Linked DNA regions of Homo sapiens: region 1 is linked to region 2. The links are chromatin loops, found by intact Hi-C in ENCODE. Cell type or tissue: HCT116. All regions are shown on one strand. Links, peaks and the distances in the headings refer to the core of each region. The heading gives the core; the rest is flanking DNA.

Region 1 (12,133 bases), core at 1,424-9,423, 370 kb after region 2:
TCACCTTGCACCAAAGCAAAGAAAATATCTTTTCAGATTTTATCTATCTTCTACAGTCTGGTTTAACTTTCAATTCTTCCAAAACCTTGCCAGAGAATCCCAATGATCTCATCCCACTTTCTAAATATGTGCCTTGTTTCCTTCCTCTATAATAATTAATATGTTCTAGCTGACATTAATTAAGCACTTACCACGTGCCAGACACACATTCTTACAAGTGATTTACATGTATTTCCTCATTTAATCCTCACAACAACCCAATGAAGTTGGGTTACTATCATCTCCCTTTTATAGATGTTAAGGGAGTTTTCCAATGTTATACAAGTGCAGAGCCAGGATTTGAATCACAGTTATTTTATTGTAGAACCATAAAAAAACTCTCAGAAGTCTATAAATTATTTCAGTAAAACTGTGCTTTAAAAACAGTGTGTATATTATCTTTTCAAAGTAACATTTTCCTGATTATTAAGGAAACACACACTTATCATAGAAAATTTGAAAACATCTGTAAAAAGAGTTGAAAAAAAAAGTATTTTATAAATCCTCCTCCTGACTAGTATTAGGTCAGAGTATTTTTTGGGTGTATTTTGAATGTGGATGTATATGTGCCAAAAGCTTTGTAAAATATTGATCACATTGAATATATAAACTGGTTTTCTACATTTCCTGTTACTATCTCATGAAAATTTTCCTTATGCTTGAATAGTTTTGAAAAATAATTTTGATAATCGAATGGAAGCTATCCTCCTATAATGGTAAGTGAGTAACTCAAACAGTTCTCTATGTGGTTGTCATATATTATTAATAACAAAAGGTTATATCAGATATTGACGTTAATATTATTCATATTGTCAGTGAAATCTTCTTGCCAACACTGGGATGAAACTGTAGAGAAGGTTTAATTCTACTGTAAAAGGTGAAATTATATCACAGAATCACAAATGATTTTCCCATTATGGAAAAACATCCTGAGAATGTCACGAAGGCCTGATATCAACTGCTGTTTCCAAGAGTTTAGAAAACAACTGTCAATGTTCCTATCCAGAGAGAAATCTGGATTGTGCTGCCAATCTTATAACCTGGCCCTCACCTTGCTTACAGCGGCTTGTCAAGGAAAGAGAAAAATCCCAAAAGAGCCCTTTGCTCTTTTTCTTGTGCTCTCTGAGATACTCCCCTTTCCTTCTCACTATTTACAAAAGGGAGATGGGAGAAAAATTCAGGGATAATGTATTTTAAATGATTTCTATGGCTAAGTTAAATGTTGTGGGGGGTGTAATTTTCAAAGGATGTAGGCATCCTGAGTCAACAGGCTTTGCATCTGCCAGTGTTCCTTTGAAAACCTCAGGAGAGTCTTTAAAAGCAAATAGATGATCCTCTATGGGAGCCGGCTTAGATATGTGCTGTCTCCAAGAGCTCTGTAAATGTAGATTAACTGACCTCTCTGGGTCCTTCTCTTAATCCCATGCTCTGAATATGGAAATGACAGTTCACGTGTATCTCCAATGCAACAGTCAAATAAATTTAACTTAAAGGAATTAATTTATGCTAATAAGACTTTCAGCAAAGATGAGAACTGTAAATTGCTTTGTTTTAAAAGCTTGAATTAATTGGATTAATATTTCATTTTAAGCAGCTTGAATACGGCCACATGACTAATAAATGTGCATGAGGTAAAATCTATTCACTGAGTGTACTATTCCTTCTCAAAAAATAACTAGCATGTTATCTACATTTTAATAACGGAAATCAACATTGCATTCCATTTATTTATTCAACAAATATGTATTGAATATAATTAAATGAAAAAGCTCTGTTGAGTTTGCAGGAGATGAGAAAATGAATATGATGTAATCAAGTAGCTTACAAGTTAGTGCAAGAATATACACAAAATACAAGTTAGAAAGAGATGTCATGAAAGATGTAGCTTAAAAATAAGTGGTGTGCAGAAGATGAGAAATAATTGACAGCTCTAGAACCAGAAAGGGCCTTATGAAGAAAGTAATATTCCAGCTCTGTCTTGAAGGGAATTAGAAACGTGATGCTGAGGAATAAGTACTCAAGAAGAGAAAAAAATAATAGGAAGAAAGGCACCAGGGAAGGAAATCTTTAGTGTAAATATAGACAGCAGCACAGCTTCTTTACTTCCTATGTGACTAAATTTCTTCAGGTGCACAGTAAGTTCTCCCAGTATTTACCATCTAAGTTATTTCCTGAATTTCATTCAGTGTTTTTGGGAATGCCTTATGTCTCAGTTTCCTCAACTGAAAGAAACCTATAGGATTAGATGATTTACAAGTTCTTTCTGGTTCAAATCTCTGAAAATGTGAGTCATTCAAAAATCATGTTGATTAAATTGATAACCAAATACTTAAATAATTTTAGTATCAATAAATTATAGGAAATAAAATTATTTACCAAGAGAAGGCAAAATAAAGTGATAGTTTGAGAAAAGGCAAAATAGAGAATTATTGTGTCATTGCTGTTCATTTAAATTCTGAAGAGATATGGATGCCTTATTGTATCTTCCAATTAGTATCTGATATTTACCACAACCTATGATTGGGACCTGAACTAAAGCATCTAAGTAGATATAATTCTTCTGTAGAAAACATTTAGAATTGCACCTTTATGCCCTCATCTATTACCTCTAGTGGAATGTTATTTGTGTTCCCTTTTCAAAAAAAATTACTGCTTTATGAGTAAACTATTAATATTTCAAAACTATTTCTAAAGTTTTCCCCCTGATATTTGGGGTTAAGAGATCTGTGGCTGAAAATTTCTAATTAATGTTGTCATGATTTCCAGCATATTTTTATTTAGAAATATAAGTTTGTGTGGTAAAATTATTAGAATTGGTTGAAAATATTTGATGTATCTACTTGCAGGAGCCTTCAACATACATTCAAAAATTTGCTTGTCTAGAAAGCAATTAAAACCAAAAAACTAGTTTGTTTTCTCATTTAATATTTTATCATAGTACTTTAGAAATAATGGTGTATTAGGCCGGGAGCGGTGGCTCATGCTTGTAATCTCAGCACTCTGGGAGGCCGAGGCAGACAGATCGCTTGAGGTCAGGAGTTTGAGACCTGCCTGGGCAACATGGTGAAACCCCATCTCTGCTGAAAATACAAAAATTAGCTGGGCATGTTGGCGGGAGCCTGTAATCCCAGCTACTAAGGAGGCTGAGACATGAGAATCACTTGAACCTGGGAAGCAGAGGCCGCAGTGAGCCGAGATCACACCACTGCACACCAGCCTGAGTGACAGAGTTAGGCCTCATCTCAAAAATAAAAAATAAATAAAAATTAATGGTGTTTTAAAGCAAATTATCTACAGTGATTATCATTGTGGTTTGAGTTTAAGAAATACTGGAGATGTTAATTTAAAATGTTTATAGTATACACTTCTGCATGGCTTGAATTTTGTTTTTACTTTTGTGATTAAAAAATCAATAAAATTAATAATTAAAATAATTTAAAATATAGATCAACAATTTAATGAAAGAAATATGTGTTTAGTGCCTTCATAATCATCAAAATTAAAGAATTTACTTGAAGACTTTTTGAGCCTATGCCAAATTTTTGCGTTTACATACATGATCATTTTAAGGTTCCATGTGGTAGAGCTTTATATGCACCTAATATGCCTTTTCCTTAATTTGGGCTTTGCTAAACACAACTTTTTGTGTCCTCTGACAACAGGTAAGTGTTCTTGTCTAGAAAGAGTATATACTTGGTTTATGGCATGGCTATAATAAACGGCTGAGTTCTATACTGTCAATGATAAAACTTGGTCTCACATCAATATAATGGCCATGCTGTATATGATTCTTAACTGTGATATACTTTAACAAAGGCATCTACCTATGCTGCCTCAAATTAAGAAGTTTTCCCAAGTCCAGACTACAATCTTGGAGTTATCCTACCTAGGTCACCACAAATTTAATCCGCCACGTTAAGAGAAAATTTAAGATGTGAGAAAAATAAGTAAGATATATGTAGAAAGGTACAGGTACTCAGCATTGTCATCAAAATTAGCTAGATTAGTACTAAACGGTTGCTCAAAATGTCAACTATTTCAGCTTTAGATTGGCTGACTGCTGCTGATTCTTAGGAAAAAAAAAACAGGTTTATTGATACATGATTCTTAGTAAACATCCTTAGATGACTGAGTTTCTTTTTGCTCACCAACAGGAGCTATAGTATCTGAAGCCACCTATTAAATACATTTCTATTTTCTCCTGAATCTTTTGGTCATATTTATCTTTTTCTTCAAAGTAAAATGGACTATGCATATAATTTTGGGAGTGGGGTATTCCATTACATAGTCAAATGCCTGATTTCTACAATGTAATTATATCGTTTCTAATTTATATTTGGGGTTATTTTAACAGGAACTAGACCAGCAACAGACCTTCATTCAACTTGCTATTAGCACTCACTGACTTGGCTTATTGTTTGCGATGAAGCATAGTAATTAGGTAAATTCACTGTATTCCTGATAATCATCAAAATATTGGTGGGCTTTGATTTCCTGCTCAGAAAAGCAAGGAAGGTACAAATCTCCCACATATGACTAAGGAAATTGTGTAAACTGTATTATTTATTCATACATATATATGTATGTATATGTGTGTATGTTTTTATATAATAATGGAGAATGGAATGAAATTTAAAATGTAGGAAGACTCTAGATAATTAAATTTATATAGTAAAAGATATTGTGACAATCAAAAGGAAAAATATCATTCATGATATAGAAAAGATAGGTTGAAACATACAATTAGCTAGAGGGAAAAGCAAGCAGTTTTTGTCTATCTTTTTAGCTTCATGTCATTTTAGTGGGAGAACAGTAAGGCAATAAACTAAACTGACGACATTGCAAGGGAGAAAAGTTTATTAAAAACACCATAGAATTAAAACAAGGATGTTTTAAACAGAGAAAAGTTACTGAGCTGCTGAAAGCTGCTGCCCCCACCTGGGCATTAAACAACAAGAACTTCACAACTTAACAGCTTTCTCTATATTTGTAAAATTCTAGGATTTCTCATTTATGGGTTAAGCCACAAACTAATAGGAAGCAAACATTGTATTATGCTTGTCAACCAATATACAAGCTGACCTCAGAAACACTGCATATGAAAAGAAATCAGCCGACATTTTTTCTTATTTATGGCAAATCAAATACTGACTTATGTATATGAATATAGTAAAGAAGCTTGACAATGTCAAAGAGCTTATATGCAATTGGCAAGGGAACCAAAATCAGTTGCACGATGTAAAGGTTTGAGTTGTAGATACCCACCTGATACCGTGTATATGTATTGCAAGATAAATATGCATACCATTATCAATTTAATCATTGAACCTAAATCTAACTTCTGTTCATACAATAACTAATTAAATTTATTGGGGCTTAATTCTTTCAACATCACTACTTTTAAGAAAAATACTTTAGATGTTTCCTCCTTTGTTGTATCAGCTGTAATGTCTCTAAGCTTTAGTTTTCTTTTTATTTTCATGTCTCACAATTATATTTGTTATGGGTTTCTATTTCATTCATTGCTACCTGCTGACATTTGTCTCAGCTGTGAATGTTTTTACCTATGAAAGATAATCTCCTTAAACATCTATTAATTTACACTTCCAACTGGGTGTGGAGTTTCCAACCTTATGTAATTGTGAGCAAATCTGTAAATTAGCACTAAGACAACTGTTACAAGTATAAGGTGTTTGAAATTTCTCTCAATGACTTTTTATGGTAGTTTTGGCTGCTCAGGAACCTCCTTATTTGCTTCCTCATTTATACTCTGTTCTAGATAAATGAGATTGCGAGATATTTAACTTCATTGAGTAATGAAATTATATTTTAAATTTGGGACACAGGATTAATAACAGGAAACATCAGACAAATGTAAAATGATACCATCTGAATTGATAATATTCCAATAACATTCAATCTAAATTCATGCATTCACTTATTCTTCCATGTTAGACAAACAATTTTTGAATGAATGAATTCAAACATCTTCCCTTCACGTTCTAGGCAGACCACACAGAGCCCTGTTGTTTTCTGTTTTTAGTCAAAAATAAATAAATAAATAAGATTATGGTGAAAAAAAACCATGCTATCAGTTCACAAGGGTAAAAAGTAAAAGAGGAAAAGCCCTGCTCCCCTGTTTTCTTATTTCCATTTGTCAAAATTAAATACTACTAACACAGTTATTTTTAAAAAGATTTTCACAAATAAATAGTGGTGTGAATTTCTGATATTGACTGAGAGATTTTGCAACAAGGGGAAGTTTTAAAACTCTGGCACACAATTATGGAGTTAGTTTGTTTATCAAATAGTCTAGGGCTGGCAATAGCAACTAAGCTTCAAGTTGATGGGTACAAAATTATTTCAAATTTTCTGAGTTGAAAACTTGTTATTCTATTGAGGATATACTTGACTCAATCTAAAATGTCTTTACATCCTGAATTCCAGTAAGACACAAAATTTCTATTAGGAAGAATTATATATACAGTTTGCTTTTTATTTACAAAAATGCTCTTATTAGAAGCTTATTGAAAACTGCCATATTAGTCTAAGAAGTTAAAAGCATCCAGCATGTATACATTCATTTATTTATTCATTTATTTGATAAACATTTATTCATATTTAATATGCAGCAGGCATCATTCTAGGCACTTGAAAAACAGCAGGGAATAAACTAAAAACATAATCCCTGTCCTCAAGTACCTCATATCGTAGTGAGAAGAGAAAACAGACACGATAGGTAAAACATAACATGCTTTTGACAGTAGTAAGGAATAAGGAAAAAATAAAAAGCAAAAATGAGGATCAGTAGCTTTCAGGAACTTACAAGTTTTGATTGGAGGACTTTTGGGAAACTAGATGAAGAAAGTGAGAGAGGAAGCCATGCAGACATATGACAGAAAACTATACAGGCAAAAGGAATAGCAAATGCAGATATCCTGAGGTAGGGGTGTGCCCAATATATTTTAGGTATTTTTTAAAAAAAAGGTTAATACTTCAGAAGAAAAGCAAGCAAGGGTGAAATGGTAGGAAATGAATTTAGAAAGGTGACAGGTGGTCAGACCATGTAGTTATTTGAAGATCCATTGCTGGCTGTTAGTCAAAAAGATATAGGAAGCCATGGGAAGTTAACCACTAACCAGAGGAGTGCCATGGTCTGATTTACATTTTAGCACTCTAGCTTTTATACTGACAATGGATCACAAGGGTAAAAACAAGACTAGACAGAAAGCCACTGCAAAAATCCAAGCAAGTGAGAAGGGTAGCTTTTACAAGGGTAATGACAATGGAGGTGTTGAAATGTGGTTGGATTCTAGATATATTTTTAAAGTAGAACCTCAAAATGTTTGGCATGTGGATAAGGGCAGTGATGAGAAAAGGTCAAAGATACGTTCCAGGTGTCTGACTTAAGCAACTAAAAGAATCTATTTGCAATTTACTGCGATGACATATAAATTTGAGGGGTCATTTATATACAGCATTAAATAAATCACGACGATGGATATGACTGTAGATAGAAAAAAGGTATCCTAGAATTAATCCCTGTGGGGAACTCCAACATTTAGAGGTAGAGGAGGTAAACACAAATGAATGAAAGAGATTAAGAAGAGCAGAAAGGTAGGAGGAATTTTGGTGTCATGAAAGCCATGTTAAGAAAGTGTTTCAAAAAGAAGAGAATGACCGTCTGTGTCAAATGCTGCTGATAGATCAACGAAGACTAAAACTAAAATGTAAGCATGCCATATGAAGGTCATTTTGGACTTTGGTAAGAGTCATTTTAGTAAAATGGTAAGGTCCACTGGCTGACTGGAGTGATTTCAAGAAAAGATGGAGGAGCAAAATTAGAGATAGTGAAATTCAGCTAGACTTCTAAGACTTGTTTTTTCTTGGAAAGGAAAGAAATCAGGATGTAGCCAGGGGAAAAATTGGGGTCCAAAGAAAGTTTTTAAAATACTGGATAAATATCATCCTTTTATGCTGATGATCATAGAGGAAAGAATAATGAGACTTTTAGACAGACAGGTCATCTATAATAAAAAGAGAGAAGATAGCATATAGAGTCACAGATGCTATCACTTACACATGTAGGTGTGATGGCAGAAGCTTCTATTCCAATGCAGACATATGTATTGTAAAAATTAAAAGTTGAAAAGTGACACATATCTTTAGAGTATCATCTACAGACATTAGATGCTCAGACACATAATCAAAAGATACATTACAATGAGTGAGCATCTTGTGGGAAAATTTGCATAACATCATTTGCATTTCTTCTAATATTCATGACAGTTTGACATCTACATCCTATGTTTACATTGAGAAAAGTCGTCAGTTATATATTACATGCTTCATTAGCTTACTTTTCTTAGAATCAAATGTCTGTAGATTTATTCTATTAAATGTGAATAAACATCATGAGTAGCAGTCGCCAAAGTGATACCACATAATCTGTAATCGTTCTGGGGCTCCTTGACTAACATGTTCAATTAAAAGTTGTTACAAATTTCCTGGTAACCCTCTTATTTTGTATATGAATTTAACAAAGCAATAAAAGTGAGATGGGATTGAAGCTGTAACTACAAATAAAAATTAAATATTTAATAATGCTGAAGTAAATGAAAATTGAGTGAACATCTCAGGTAGTTATTATATGACTACATTTTGGTGCATTTTTCTTGATCTTATCAGTTTTCTCATTACTTTTTCCATTACATTAAAAAAACCTATAATAAGTAAATTTGCTTCTCTTCTTCATCAAAACCAGTTCTTCTCAGAATTTCATGTTCATAGGAATCACTTAAGATCTTGTTAAAATGTAGGTTCTGATTCCGTAGTCTGGAGTGGGGCCCATACTTTTGCATTTCTAACTAGATTTCAGGTTTTGCCCATGCAGCTGGTTAGCAGAACACACTTGGAAAACAAGGGTCTAAACCACTCTGTTCTTGGCATTTGTGCAGAGGTTGAGATAAATTAATCATTTCATGCCTAATTTTTGGGTTGCCGTTAAAAAGTTAGTTAAGTAGTTAAGTAAAGTCATATGCCAGTTAATGAAGGGGATATGTTCTGAAAAATGTATCGTTAGGCATTTTGGTCACTGTGGGAACATCACAGAGTGTATTTACACAAGTCCACATGGTGTAGCCTACTACACACATAGGCTATCTGGTATAACCTATCACTCCTAGCCTGCACACCTGTATAGTATGTTACTGTACTGAATACTGTAGGCAATTGTAATACAATGGTATTTGTGTACCTAAATGTATCTAACTAAACACAGAAAAGGCACAGTAAAAATTCAGTATTATAATCTCAGGAGACCGCTGTGGTAGAGGTGGTCAGTCATTGACTGTTATTATGCCACACATGACTGTAAAATTTAAAAAAAAAATTAGTTGATTATCAATATGTATATTCCTAGAAGACCATATAAATAACATACAATTTTAAATCCTACTTAAAATATTATGGCCTCTAACTAAAAACAAATAAATACATTTTATAACAATTCCTCAGTCCAAACGTATTTGCTCATTATTTTATTTACCAACCCAGTGCCTAATTTCATACCAGCCCACTCACTAAATAACAAAACCAAAGGAATGAAGATTAAGTTAAAATGCGGACAGCTATGTTGAATCTGACACACTGATCACACCACAGAGGAAACAAACAACTCGAATAGTGTTATTTAAAATTGCAATCCTGTAAGTGGCAATGAACATTTTGCTATGACTATGCTGTGCTGTTTTCCCCACACCTACTCCCACTTGCCAGGTTAGACTGGCTCAATCTGCTCTACCGTGGGATCACAATCATTTGAACAAACCCCCTCAGGGCAGTAATATCCAGGCAGCCAGTGTTGTCTCAGAAGAGCTCCTGACACCATTCCCCACGAATCCGTAATTTTGTTTATGTATAGCAAAAGCATGGCATAGGAAAAAAGACAGCATGCCACTGATGGGAAAACTTCCTAACCTGCTTTCACAAAGCACTAAGATCTCTCTGAAATATTGTGAATATTCAGGATGTGCAGTGTTTATGCATTAAAAGAGGATAAGGGACATGTTGTAAAGGTCTGATTTCACAAGAGTCATTCTAGATGGCTAGTTATACAAACCACTCTTACAGTTTAAGATTTAAATAACAGATATACTGTAAATACTTTGTTATAGTGTGAGAGATACTCTCTGAGAAAGTCTAACTTTTTCAAAACATTCAGATGTCACCTAAGAGCCGAGTAAGGAGTAATTCATTCTACATTACATTATTTCACGGGTATAGTGTTATATCTTAATCCACCTTTATACACATGTGCAAACACATCTACTTATGCATCTATCCATATTATTTAGACCATCAAAGGAGGTAGAAGAGAGTTCAACATTTTATAATACTTTCATCCTTCTCGCTGTTGTGCATTAGGCTGTATACCTGAAAATCTTCATATTACTGAATACTGTACTATTAAGAGGAAAAAATAAGAATAATATTTTACCACAATGACTATGCACTATAGCAATTTTTTAAAATTTGAAAAATATATGTGTGTATATATGAAAGACAGTAAGTGTGCTGGGGGAAAGAGTCATTCAACCCTTTTTAAAGTGGCTAATTCAGCAAAATTTCATTTTCTAACTAATGTAACTCCAATTTAAAAATCCATAATATTATACTACAAGGGCACAGTTTACCTAATCTGCCAATTATGTTTGTTGTACAAAAGAGAAACCCAGGGCAAATATATAAATAAAACAATTTGTATTTTTAAGACCAAATAGTCTATCAGTTCTTGCTGTAAGAGGTACAGGTTTAGTGTTCCTTAACCAAAATGCTTGGGGCTGGAAGTACTTCAGAGCTTCAGATTTTAGGTTTTTGGTGTGTGTGTGTTTTTTTTAAATATTTGCATTATATACACTTACTGGTAGAGCATCCCTAAGCTGAAGGTTTGAAATCTGAAATGCTGCAATGACCATTTCCTTTGAATGTCACATTGGTGCTCAGAAAGTTCAGATTTCAAATTTTTGGACGTGGGATGCTAAACCTGAATTTAAAAATATATTAACTCTTTCAAATCACTGGGTAGGTGCACATAGAATACTTTGTGTCATTTTTTTAAGGGACTGGGTCTCCCTCTGTTGCCCAAGGTGGAGTGCAGTGGCATGATCATAGTTCACTGCAGCCTCGAACTCCTAGGCTCAAGGGATCCTCCCACCTCAGCCTCCTGAGTACCTGGGACTACAGAAGCATGCCACCATTCCTGGCTAAGTTTTATTTATTTATTTTTTTTTTACAAATGGGGGGGGGTCTCACTCTGTTACCCAGGTTGTTCTTGAACTCCTGGTGTCAAGCAGTCCTCCCATCTTGGCCTCCCAAAGTGCTGGGATTACAGGTATGAGCCACTGTGCTCAGGTTTGTGTTGTTTAATATAGATTACATTTATTTATTCTGCCAAAGACACCATTGATTTTTGCCATATATTTCTCATCTGATTCTCACAAGCACTTTAATAACATAGTAAATGAAAATATTGCTTTAACTAGCAATTTTTATGAACATTAATTTTTATTAACATAATATAAAGCACTAGTATTTATTATTTTTGGTTTGATGAGTCAGATAATTTGCCTTATCATCGTCATCATTTTATTATTTAAGGAATCATATCAGTTGCCTCTTGTTGGACTGTAATGAGTTAGGTCAAAAGAAAGTGAATTTGATAGTCAGAAACAAGGGACTGTAGATCTGCATTACCAAAATGGAAATGGGAAAAATAAGAAAGTTACATGCGTTCTTTTGGAAATCTCTTTCAGAGGTGGAAGGGAGGTGGTGTTATTAAACATTTATTAAGGATCTGCACATATTAAGCACTATGCTATGTGCTTTGTTTAATTTACCTAATAATGCCCTGAGATAGTTACTGTCATCCTTAAATTATAGGTAAAACAAACACAGAGGATAAGTCAGTAGCCTCGCATCTCTGGGCCAATGAGGAACAGAACCAAGACTCCAACCTGGATCTACATGATTTTAAAACCTACACATTTTTCTCAACTGGGTAAAATGAGTGAACTAATAAAGTTAGTAAATTTCC
Region 2 (12,133 bases), core at 1,744-9,743:
CTTGAGGCTGGGAGACTGAGTCTGCAATGAGCCATGATCACATCACTGCATTCCAGTCAAAAAAAGCAAACAAACAAAAACAAAACAAAAAAACCTGCTGCTCTCATTTTTTTTCTCATTTTGCTAGTTATATCTATTTACACTGAAGAATAAAGACAAAATAGAATATTTTGATAGCAGCCTCTAGTTCCTTTATACTCAGCCAATAAGAGAGCTCCTTTAATAATCTGAATAGAGAACTGTAATCCATCTTTATTTTTCAGCTTTGCATCTAACTTTGTTCTTGTCTTACCCTATCTACTCTTGATCATCAGCTATTCTTATTTCCAGAGTTTTTTGTTTACTTTTAAATTAAGTCTTCATATTTGCTTGTGTAATTATTTAATGCTAGGTCTTCAAATAATGAATTTTAAAGGACTGGGTGAAGGTAATATCTCCTTTGATAAATTAGGTAAAATTTAGGATCTGACCATGAATCTTCTCTGTATCTCCACTCTCAACACTCTTGATCTGCAAAATCCCTTCAGGGACCAGTGCTCTCTCCATACTAGAGTGATAACCTTATGGCAGGTGGAGTTCTTTCCTATTGTGAGTGTAAACTTGACTCTTCACTGCTCCTTAATTTCATGCCATGCCATACAGCAACAGAGATTCCTCTTCAGCAGTTTAGCCATCTTCCATTCTGTAGATGAGGCATTTGTTTTTCATTTGAAGTGAAAGAAGTTCAGCTATGTCCCTTTGGTTTCAGAATTACATTTAAATAAAAATATAAATCACATTTTTCCTGCACAAAACATTTTTGTTAATGCTAAAATATATCAAATTGCCAAAATAATGTTTTACACAAAAGGTTTGTCAAAGACACACAATATGTGCGCTGTATTTCTTACCAAATGCCCACTCTTTAAGCTAAGGCTTGTATTGTCATGCTTCAAATAGAAATGCAAAAAAAAAAAAAAAAAAAAAAAAACAAACTCAAATAAAATGCTTTTAATCTAAGGAACATGCAGATAACGTTTTTTTTTTTCCAAAGCAGACATATCTGCATTTCTTTGGTTGTTGGTTATTAATATTTCATTAATTTTCAAGCTACTGCAAATTCCCCTTGAGATATCATTAATAAAATACCATTCAAATCAGCAAGATTATAGTCAAAATAGCCAAACTACAGAGGCCATTTAATTACCTAGAAAATTTAAGAGTGCTGAGCACTTGCTTTAATTTAAAGAACTGAATAATCCGATGCTTTGATGATTACAAAGAGTCTTTAGCTTTCCCTGTTTTGTTGGTAATTTTAATTATTTCTCATACTTTCCCCACTTAGATGCATTCCTTTATTTGCCCTTTTAGAATAATAATGAGCAAATTTTGAAGAAGAAGAAACAAGTACCCAAATACAGTCATGAACTACACAATGTAATTTCAGTCAATGACAGACTGCACATATGATGGTGGTCTCATAAGATTTTAATGGATCTGAAAAATGTTTAGTGTCTAGTGATGTCATAGCTGTAGCAATGTTGCAGCACAATTATTATATTTTTAAAATAAGTTTAGTGTAGCCTAAGTGCAGTGTTTATAAAGTATACAGTAGTGCAATGTCACAGGCCTTCACATTGACTCATCATTTACTCATTTTCTTATCCAGAACAACCACCAGTCCAGCAAACTCCATTCATGGAAGGTGTCCTACACAAGTGTAGCATTTTTAATATTTTATACCATATTTTCTACTGTACCTTTTCTATGTTCAGATACACACATACATTTTGTTACAATTGCTTACAGTATTCAGTATGGTAGCATGCTGCACTGGTTTGTAGTAACAGGCTAGACCATATAGCCCAGACGTGTAGGAGGCTATACCATTTAGATTTGTGTAAATACACTCTATGATGTTCACAGGATAATGAAATCACATAACAACACATTCCCCAGAACATGTCCTCACCATTAAGCAACACATGACTGTACTTCTGAAATAAATTTTAAAATAGACAAATACACAGGCACTCAGCAGTCATAAGAAGGCTTTCTCTCTTCACTTACTTCAGTGACACATTCAATTTTTGATCAAGAAAAGTAGTCAAAAAATTAATAGCATCACATTTTGCCAAAATATTGTATACACTTAGAGAATACCAATTTTGCTGATTCTGAGTGTTTCCTTGCACACGTCAGTAGGTATTTTGGATTTATGTGTCAAAGAGACTCTTAATTTTACTCTAACTCTATCTCACAAATGGTTATGCACCTGATCACACCACATCCACTTAAAGAATGGCAAGACAGAGGAAGGAGAAGAATTACACTTTCACCATTATGCGATGTGTATTCATACTGGAGCCTTGTTTATTTCAAAATTTTACCAGATTATATAGAGCAATTAAAGTTTATTCTTTTTAGTTAATATTAATAGATACTTTTCCCTCATGAATGTGTTGTTTTCTGGATAAATCATAGAGACTGTGTGTTCGGTGAGAAAAACCAGTTATAAAAGGGTATATGTAATGATTGGATTCATGTGAAGTTCAAGAACACATAAAATGTGTTTATGTGGATAGAAATTAAATACTATTAATAATTTCTGGCTATTGAGGGGACAGGTATTGACTGGTAAGAGGCATGAGGGAATCTTCTGCAGGCAACGGGAATACTTTGAATGTTTAAATGTATATACATATATAAAAATTAAGCTTTACACTGAAGATCGATCCACTTTCCTTCATATAAATTGTAATCAGTTTTTAAAATGTTTTTTTATCATGCCAAAACAAATATTTTAAAAACCTAAATATTAAACAGTATTAAATGAAAAAATTAACAAAGTTTTATATCTATTTTCTTCTTTCTGGTTTCATTGTTCCCGTTCAAATACTGCTATTCCACATCTTAACTACTGAAAAGCCTACTGAGGCAAAGGCTCATAACTTGTTCTTTCTTCCTTAATTACGGAACCTCTCCTTTCTATATGCATTAGCCTTTCTTTAGCTAAATGTAGTCATAAGTGAATGATTTTGGACAATAAGACGTAAGTGGAGGCAGTGTGTACAACTCTTAGGACGAGTACATTTAAGAAAAGGTATATGTATTTTATCCCTTCTTGCTTCTTGTCAGCTGGCATTATGACGTGGTGGCTGAAGCTCGAGTAGCCTTATTGGACTATGGCAGAATTTATGTGCTGAGGTTGGATGAGCAATTAGACAGAACTGTGGGGTCATAACATTCAGGAAGCCAGATCAGCTCTGAACTCACTACCTCCAGATTATGCTTTTTTTACTTGAGAAAGAAATATATTTTTATTTAAGCCACAGTTAATGTATTGCCTGTTTTGCCATTAATAGCTGAGCCTAATATAAATTGATTTACTTTATATAAACACTGTTTTTCTATCAACTCTTTCTCACTATAATCTATTATTCAAGCATACTTTCGGGGTTTTTCTGAGAACGTATCTGATTATGCCGCCTTCCTCTTTAAAATGTCTTTTTTTTTTTCCATTTCAGGGATATTGCTATTAGTCCAGACATTAAAATATGTTTGCTACTATACAGTCATGTTACAAAATTGAAAAATCTGATTCTGCATTTTTAAATGAAAACAATTTGTATAGGAAATAAATACCTGAATATACTCACCAAAATGTAACTACTTATTATTTTGGGTTTAAGAAATAATAGATAATATTTTTATTTACATTGTATGTCTTCAAATTTACTAAATTTATGTCGGTAACAATGCATCAGGCCAGGCGAGGTGGTTCATGCCTGTAATCCCAGCACTTTGGGAGGCCGAGGCGGGCGGGTCACCTGAGGTCAGGTGTTTGAGACCAGCCTGGCCAACATGGCAAAACCTCGTCTCTACTAAAAATCCAAAAATTAGCGTGGCATGGTGGTGGGTGCCTGTAATCCCAGCTATTCAGGAGGCTGAGGAAGCAGAATATCTTGAACCCAGGAGGCAGAGGTTGCAGTGAGCCTAGATCACGCCACTGCCCTCCGGCCTGAGGAACAGAGCGAGACGCCATCTCAAAACAAACAAACAAACAACAACAAAAAACAATGTATCACCGTAGAAATTAAAACAACTTTTTCTAAACAAATTAAAATCTTCCATCGAAATTTATCTTATAATTTAAAACAGTTCTCATTAGAGTCAGGAATCAGTAAAAAAGTTGCCACTCTCATTATAACCATTTTCCATTGTCCTTTAGGCCTAAACAACTAAAGAAAAAAAATTTAAATAACAAAATAACTTTTTGAAAGAAAGAGATAACTTTGTCATTAGTTGTGGATGATATATTGATATTATGGAAAATACAATAGTATTCATTGAAAAAGTAATAAAAGGTATTTGATTTTAGCATAGTGATGAATTTCATAAAAATATGCTGAAAGCAAAAGCATTCTTTTATCACATCAAAAGTCTAATTGTTAAAATTCCATTAATAATACATGTAGGTATTTACAGTTTTCAGGATAAATATCAAAATAATCAAGAAATAATGAATATTTTAAACATGGCATGGAGAAAATTAGTTATCCACTTTAGGAAAAAAAATTAAGACAAATTAAGTTTTGTTTTTTTTTTTTTCCTTGAGATGGAGTTTCCCTCTTGTTGCCCAGACTGGAGTGCAGTGGCGCAATCTCAGCTCACTGCAACCTCCGCCTCCTGGGTTCAAGTGATTCTCCTGCCTCAGCCTCCCGAGTAGCTGGCATTACAGGCAAATTAAAATTTTAAGTAGAAAAAAACAAAAAACAAAAATTGCATTAGAGAAAAACACAGGATAATTCTATAATTTTTGACTAGAGAAAGTCTTTTAAAATTAGCACAAATGATAATAACAAGAAAGACTAACATTCACTGAGTTCTTAACAGATACTCTCCTAGGTGCTTTTACATGTGTTGATTTATGTGTGTCCTCTAACCCTCTAGGAGAAAGGAGCTAATACATGAAAGGCACACAGACATTAAGTCATGGTTGGTAAATGCTGGGGCTATCTTAACCCAAGCTATCTGGTTGAAGATGCTGCATTCTTATCTACATTCTTTTCCCCTAGAATTCACACAGAAAATCCTAGACAAAAATGACTACTTAATATCACAAATGTCTGCATAAAAAAAAAAGACAACATAAAACAGGTTAGTGAAAACCTGTTTTTCCCAAATCTAGAAAAACATATTTGCAACATTAATGATAGCTAAGAGATTAATAAGATTATGAGCTCATAATTCCATAAGGAAAATTGATGAATACCATATAGAATAACAGGCAAAATATATAAATAGGGAGTTCCCATTGAAAGCAATGAACATTACCAAATAAAATGATGTTTAACCTCATTGATAATCAAATACAAATTTAAATAAATATATCCTATGTCTTCATCTATTACACTAGCAAATGTCAAAATGGTTGTTATTGCCAGTTTGGCCAGGGTGTGGCAACACAGGCACTCTCATGTACTATGTTAGGAGGATAAATTAACAAAACTTTTTGAAAGATAATATAGGATCTGTACCCAAGATTAATGTGTATGAATCTTTCTTGGTGAGACTGCCCTTTTAAGATTTAGCCTAATTAAATAAAAGGGAAAATGTAGCTGACAATGGAACAGTGTAGTAGTCATACTTATAATAGTAAAAAACTAGAAGCTAGTTAAATGTACATCAGAGAGTTTGGTTAAGTGTATTATAGCACATTTACACAAAGAAATATCAATCATACAAAAGGGGAGCATATGATATTATAAGTTCCAATATGTGAAGATAATCTTGGATAATTGGAAAGAGATATATTCTAGGAAGAGAACAAAACATGCACTGTTTTGGGTAAGAGAATGAAGTCTGCATTCCAGAAGTATGAAAGTTATATATTTAAACTCAATATATTATTAATATATATTAACAAAAATAAATATATAAATAAAGCATAATTATTATTTAACATATAGTCTCATAAGTACTAATATGTGAAAATAATTTTCACATATTATTGAAAACTATATGCTATATACTCCTTGGTATGTCCTCATATTTTCTGAAATACAAACTTCCTTCTCTTACCCAAGACAGTGTTTTGTTTTCTTCTGTCTCTAGAATGTACCTCTTTCCAATTCTACCTATCAAACATTCTTTAACAGTAGGTTTTGCTCAAAATGCTACTTACACTACAAAATCCTTGTCTTACGCTAGATCTTCTGTTTTTCCATTCATTAAAAATATCTATTAGGGAATTTACCACTATGTGGTACGCATTATAGTAATGTGTGTATATATCTTCCATCTCTGGGAACCTCCAAATATTTCAATGACAGTGTCTCCTCTATATTTTTATCCTCCTATTATGTCTATCCCTCATGCGCATACACAGTAGATGCCTAATAAATGTTCACACCAAATTGTTTACTTGACTATACATAAGGGGTCTTCAAAAAGTTTGTGAAAAATGTGTATCATGAAAAAAACTATGCACAGATTTCAAAAAACATTTGCACCAAAATAAACCCATACTAACATGTTATAACATGTCTGAACAGGATCTAGTCTGAGGCCCTAGGAACCATTAAGACATCCATTTGAAAACAGCCTGTATCAGAGCAACATGAATCTTGCTAAAATTGAAGCAAAAATACACCTCAAATTTACGGTGAAATCATTGATGCTTTACAAAAAGTTCATGGGGAAAATGTCCCAAAGAAATGAACAGTTTACAAATGAATGTTAAGAATGGACAAGATAATATTGAAGATGAAACCTGCAGTGGCAGACCAACCACATCAATTTTCAAGGAAAATATTCATCTTGTTTGTGCCCTAATTGAAGAGGACCAACAATTTAATGGCACAAGTAATATCCAATGCCACAGACATCTCAATTAGTGGAGCTTACTCAGTTTTGACTGGAAAATTAAAGTTAAGCAAACTTTCCACTCAATGGGTGCCAAGACCATGGCACTCAGATCAGCTGCACACAAGACCAGAGCTTTCCATGGAAATTTTAAACAAATAGGACCAAGAGCCTAAAGAATGTCTTCGAAGCATTTTAAAAAGAAGTGAAACATGGCATTACCGTTACAATCCTAAAAACAAAGCACATAAAAGCAATGGCTACCAAGAAGTAGAAGTGGAAGTGGTCTCGGCCAAAGCAAAAGCAGACTGGTCAAGAGCAAAGGTCATGGTGATACAGGCGGTAGAAATAAATTATTTAGGCAGATAGTGAGGGCAAAAGAGTCATCGGCAGTTTCCCTTTTAACAAAAAGCAGTCCAAGAAATTATTTTTTTGCTAACAAAGAGCAGCCTGAAATACTGAGCCGCAAACATCGATAAGCAAGCTTGAAGCTTGCACGGGGGAATGCTGGCAGCTGCGCCAATAGAGAAGGACTACCTGAGGGCCAGGTATGTCTGCCATGGAAGCTCCATCTTCCCTTTTTTTGTTAGCACATGTATGACAAGAAAGAAATGGGCAACATGGAGCAGCTCAGTCAGAGAACCTGCCTGCATAATAAAAGATTGGGGTGGGGGTCGGGGGGGCTGAGATTTGTGCCCCATGCAAATGACGCAACTGGTCTAACCAGTTTTTCGGACCCTATGTAGATCAGATACCGCCCCTCCACTAGCTCATCTATAAAACCTCTTGCATTTCACCACGAAATCAGCAACTCATTTTTCTGGGACCCCTCTCTGTAGCAGAGAGCTATTCTCCTTCTTTTGTCTATTAAACTTCCACTGTTAAGCTCACTCTTTGTGTGTCTGCGCCCTTGATATTTGTAGCCATGAGACAACGAACCTTGGATATTATCCCAGACAACGAAGCAGCTTCAGTGGCAGTCTTTTTGGGGGGATGCTCAAGGCATTTTATTTCTCGACTTTCTGGAGGACCAAAGAAAGATAACATCGGCTTACTATTAGAGTGTTTCTGAGAAAGTTAACCAAATCTTTAGCAGAAAAATATCCAGAAAACCTTCACGGGAAAGTCCTTCTGCACCACAACAACACCCCTGCTCATTCCCTTTATCAAACAAGGACAATTTTCTGAAAGTTATGATGGGAAATCATTAGGCATCTAGCTTACAATCCTGATTCAGCTCCTTCTCATTTTTACTTGTTTCCTAATCTTAAAAAAAATAATAAAAAAATAAGAGTAGTCATTATTCTCCAGTTAATAATGTGAAAGAGACTGCATTGACATGGTTAAGTTCCCAGGACCCTCGGTTCTTTAGGGCTGGACTAAATGGCTGGTATCATTGTTTATAAATGTGTCTTGGATTTGATGGAGCTTATGCTGAGAATGAAAGTTTACATTTTTTATTTTTATCTTTTAAATCAATTTTCTGATGAACTTTTAAAAGTCCCCTCATATATAGAGATAGCTCAATAGATAAATATAATAAATATAAATATGACTGCTTGTCAATTACTAAAATATGGTTTCTCTATAGTGAGGTTTGTTCTCATTTCTTTGCAAAAATAGATAATAAAATTATTCACATAAAAACACGAGAGGCACAGCAATGTTCTGAATATTTAAATTATTTTGAAATAAATGATACCTTAATGCTAACACAGCAATATTATCATCTTACTAAAAATGTATCATTATTAAAATTTTGTCAAGCTAATAAGGTTGAGAATCTGAAGTTCTTAAAATTGTTTAAGTATAGCCACCTGGCTCCAGGTCAGGCTTATAATTGCTACACTGTGGTACCAGTTCTAACAATTGAAGAGACTGACAGAAGACTTGGAATCAACATCAAGTTAATCTTCATGTAATTTATCTTCACTTCACTCAATCCATATCTATTACCTATCTCCTTGTATCTGTGTTGGGTTCTAATATCTACTGATCAGACACTTTCTACCTTCTCCCTTTACTGGGTATATACCCAAAGGATGATAAATCATGCTGCTATAAAGACACATGCACACGTATGTTTATTGTGGCATTATTCACAATAGCAAAGACCAACTCAGATGTCCAACAATGATAGACCAGATTAAGAAAATGTGGCACATATATACCATGGAATACTATGCAGCCATAAAAAATGCTGAGTTAATGTCCTTTGTAGGGACATGGATGAAGCTGGAAACCATCATTCTCAGCAAACTATCGCAAGGACAAAAAACCAAACACCGCGTGTTCTCACTCCTAGGTGGGAACTGAACAATGAGAACACATAGACACAGGAAGGGGAACATCACACACCGGGCCCTGTTGTGGGGTGGGTGGAGCGGGGAGGGATAGCATTAGGAGATATACCTAATGTAAATGACAAGTTAATGGGTGCAGCACACCAACATGGCACATGTATACATATGTAACAAACCTGCACGTTGTGCACATGTACCCTAAAACTTAAAGTATAATAAAAAATAATAATAATAAAAATAAAATTAAAACAAAATACATTACTCTTGGCCAGTCACGGTGGCTCACACCTGTAATCCCAGCACTTTGGGAGGCCGAGGCGTGAAGATTGCTTGAGGTCAGGAGTTCTAGACCAGCCTGGCCAACACGGTTGGTGAAAGAAACCCTGTCTCCACTAAAAATACAAAAATTATCCTGGCGTTGTCGTGGGCACCTATAATCCCAGGTACTTGGGAGGCAGAGGCTGAGGCAAGAGAATCGCTTGAACCCAGGAGGTGGAGGTTGTAGTGAGGCAAGTTCGTGCCACTGCACTCCAGCCTGGGCGATAGAGCAAGACTCAGTCTCGAAAATAAAAAATAAAATAAAATACGTTACTCTTTGAAAAGTTGGAAGATTTTGAGAAATAATTTCTTTGTGCCTTGTATGCATTATAGAAAAACTCAATGGTGATAATTCAGCCTATTTACATAATTCTATCCATGAGGGACTGACTCACTCCCCGGTGAGGCCACTAATTCAAATTTTATATAATATGAAATAGAGAAAATTACTTCTCTATTGGAACTAAAATATGTCTTCTTATAAATGAACCTAAGTTCTGGCTTCTGAAACAGTACAATATAAACATAATTGCTCCATGTTAGAGACTAGCCTATTCTAAGTTTCTCAGATCCATTTTGCTCTATTACGTTTAAACACCTGCATCTAATAGCAACACACTCTGGATACATGATTCCTGTTACCTTCCTGTTTATCTCTTCTGTTTTCATTCTTCTTGTTTCAGCTTATTTCTAAGACCTTAATCCAGTTATTTTTTCCTACTCACCAATTCCTCTTCTTTCTCTAGTTTTAATATTGAAATAGCTACCCTGGACTCTGAAACATGGCACGTCTAGTTGTCTCTCCAACATCCAGTTCTCCTACCAAACTTTCCTGAAACCCTGACTATGAAAATGTACCACGGAAACGGCAGAAAAGTAATGTCTTACTTTTATTTTTCCCTCTATCATCATATATGAATTCCCTAGGTTTTGTTCTTTTGTTCAAGCTAAGTTCCTGAACCCTAAATCCACACTGTCAACACAGAGCCTTCTCCTAAAGGGCCATCCTACCCATAAGGAACCCCTAGATGTTAAAACATGTCACCTAACCAAAATTTTCTAAAGGTGCCCATTTCCCACATGTATCATATTTATAGCATTTCATTATCCTCTGTCTGTGACACTTGCTTGTCTAGAGCATCATCTGAGGTAACAACCCCCATCTGTCCAATTTCATCAACTCACTCTTGTGATAGATATTAGCAGCTAATATCTAAACATGTTATAGTGAAGACTGGAATTTTCCAATTGGGTTAAGTTGAAAAAATTAACCATAACATTGTATTTCACTTCTTTTTTTGGCTATGTTGAGCAAATTCCAAAAATTCTAAACATAATTATAATAAAATTAGAGTCAACAATAGTATTACTCTATTCTCTTTTTTTCTGAAAAATAAAAATAGATATTTATGTCTGGAAACCTGAAATAAGGAAAATTGATTCTACTTTACAAATATCATTGTGGGTAATGGGTTGGATATATAATTTTTAAAATGTATTGAATTATCTCTAATATTTTTTAAAATGATTACTGTATGTTTGGCTTTTTTGTTGAATTGATATTTAAAATTAAAACTTTTTCAAAGGTAATAAGGCCATAAACATCTCTTCAATTTCAATATGGCCATAATCTTCCAAGGAAGCCCTACCACAAATTATAATTTGTTATGACAAGTGTATAAAAAATGAAACTCATGTTTTATAATAGAGAGAGGCCAAAAGGTTAACATTTCTTCTCCTAGGCCTGAAAGAAAGTCAATAAATGAATCTCTAAAGCTTTACCCAGAAAAGCTGGATCTATAGTGATAGTAAAGAAAATATATTTTGAAATTGTAACCTATTAAAGAAAGAATAAAGAAAAAGAATAATGGAAGATCTGTAGAGAAAATAGAGAAACAACTGCTATAATTTTTTTTTTTCTTTTTTAAGACAGGCTCTCACTCTGTCACCCAGGCTGGAGTATACTGGCATGATCTCGGCTCACTGCAACCTCAATCTCCTGGGTTCAAGCAATTCTCCTATCTCAGCCTGCTGAGTAACTGGGATTAGAGTCACCCACTACCACCACAACCAGCTAATTTTCTGTACTTTTAGTAGAGACGCGGTTTCACCAGGTTGTCCAGGCTGGTCTTGAACTACTGACCTCAGGTAATCTGCCCGCCTTGGCCTCCCAAATGCTGAGATTACAGATGTGAGCCACCGTGCCTGGCCGATTTTTTTAATCTAAAATGCATTTCATCATCTTCTATCACCCTTATTAAGGGAAGCAATATCAGTTTAAGAATGTTTCTTAATGAAATTAGTCTTTAAGTTTCATGTTGGTACTTTACTATATGAAATATAACTCTCAGTATTTAGAGAAAGTTAAAATCATAGACCAAGTTATATGCTAGTTGAAAGAATCTAACAATGTGGAGAATTAAATTCTGTTAATAAATTTTCTATACGTCAAATATTTTTACCAATTCAAATTATATAAAGCATAGAGAGAAAGAGGTAAAAAAATGCTTCAAATTTTATTGCAAAGAGCAATAAGTTCTTTTTAGATGATATCTTCTTGGGCATATACAGTTTCTGTTTTCTCTGTCTTAGATACACTCATCACAGGTATCTGCTGAGTTCTCTAACTTGCTTTTTATTCAGATCTTAATTCACATTATTAACCT

Evidence for each region. Hi-C counts contacts between places; a loop is a spot of excess contacts. Peaks named below come from ENCODE experiments on the same cell type or tissue, not always from the same donor. Only the 100,000 strongest peaks of a DNase experiment are listed, where the experiment ranks them.
Region 1: it touches region 2 in a loop (2.4-fold over the local background); 6 of 110 quality-filtered maps call a loop at or near these places.

The regions. Positions count from the first base shown.
Region 1 is chr2:212,244,681-212,256,813 of GRCh38, forward strand. The region is part of intron 1 of ERBB4 (erb-b2 receptor tyrosine kinase 4); the gene reads right to left. Among named protein-coding and RNA genes, the nearest start is that of MIR548F2, 180 kb to the right of the region's middle. In HCT116, for the core only: a CTCF peak has its summit at 4,977 (motif pointing left); no DNase peak of the experiment used is centred there.
Region 2 is chr2:211,874,081-211,886,213 of GRCh38, forward strand. All of the region lies in intron 3 of ERBB4 (erb-b2 receptor tyrosine kinase 4), which reads right to left. Among named protein-coding and RNA genes, the nearest start is that of MIR548F2, 550 kb to the right of the region's middle. In HCT116, for the core only: no CTCF peak of the experiment used is centred there; a DNase peak (open chromatin) is centred at 5,441.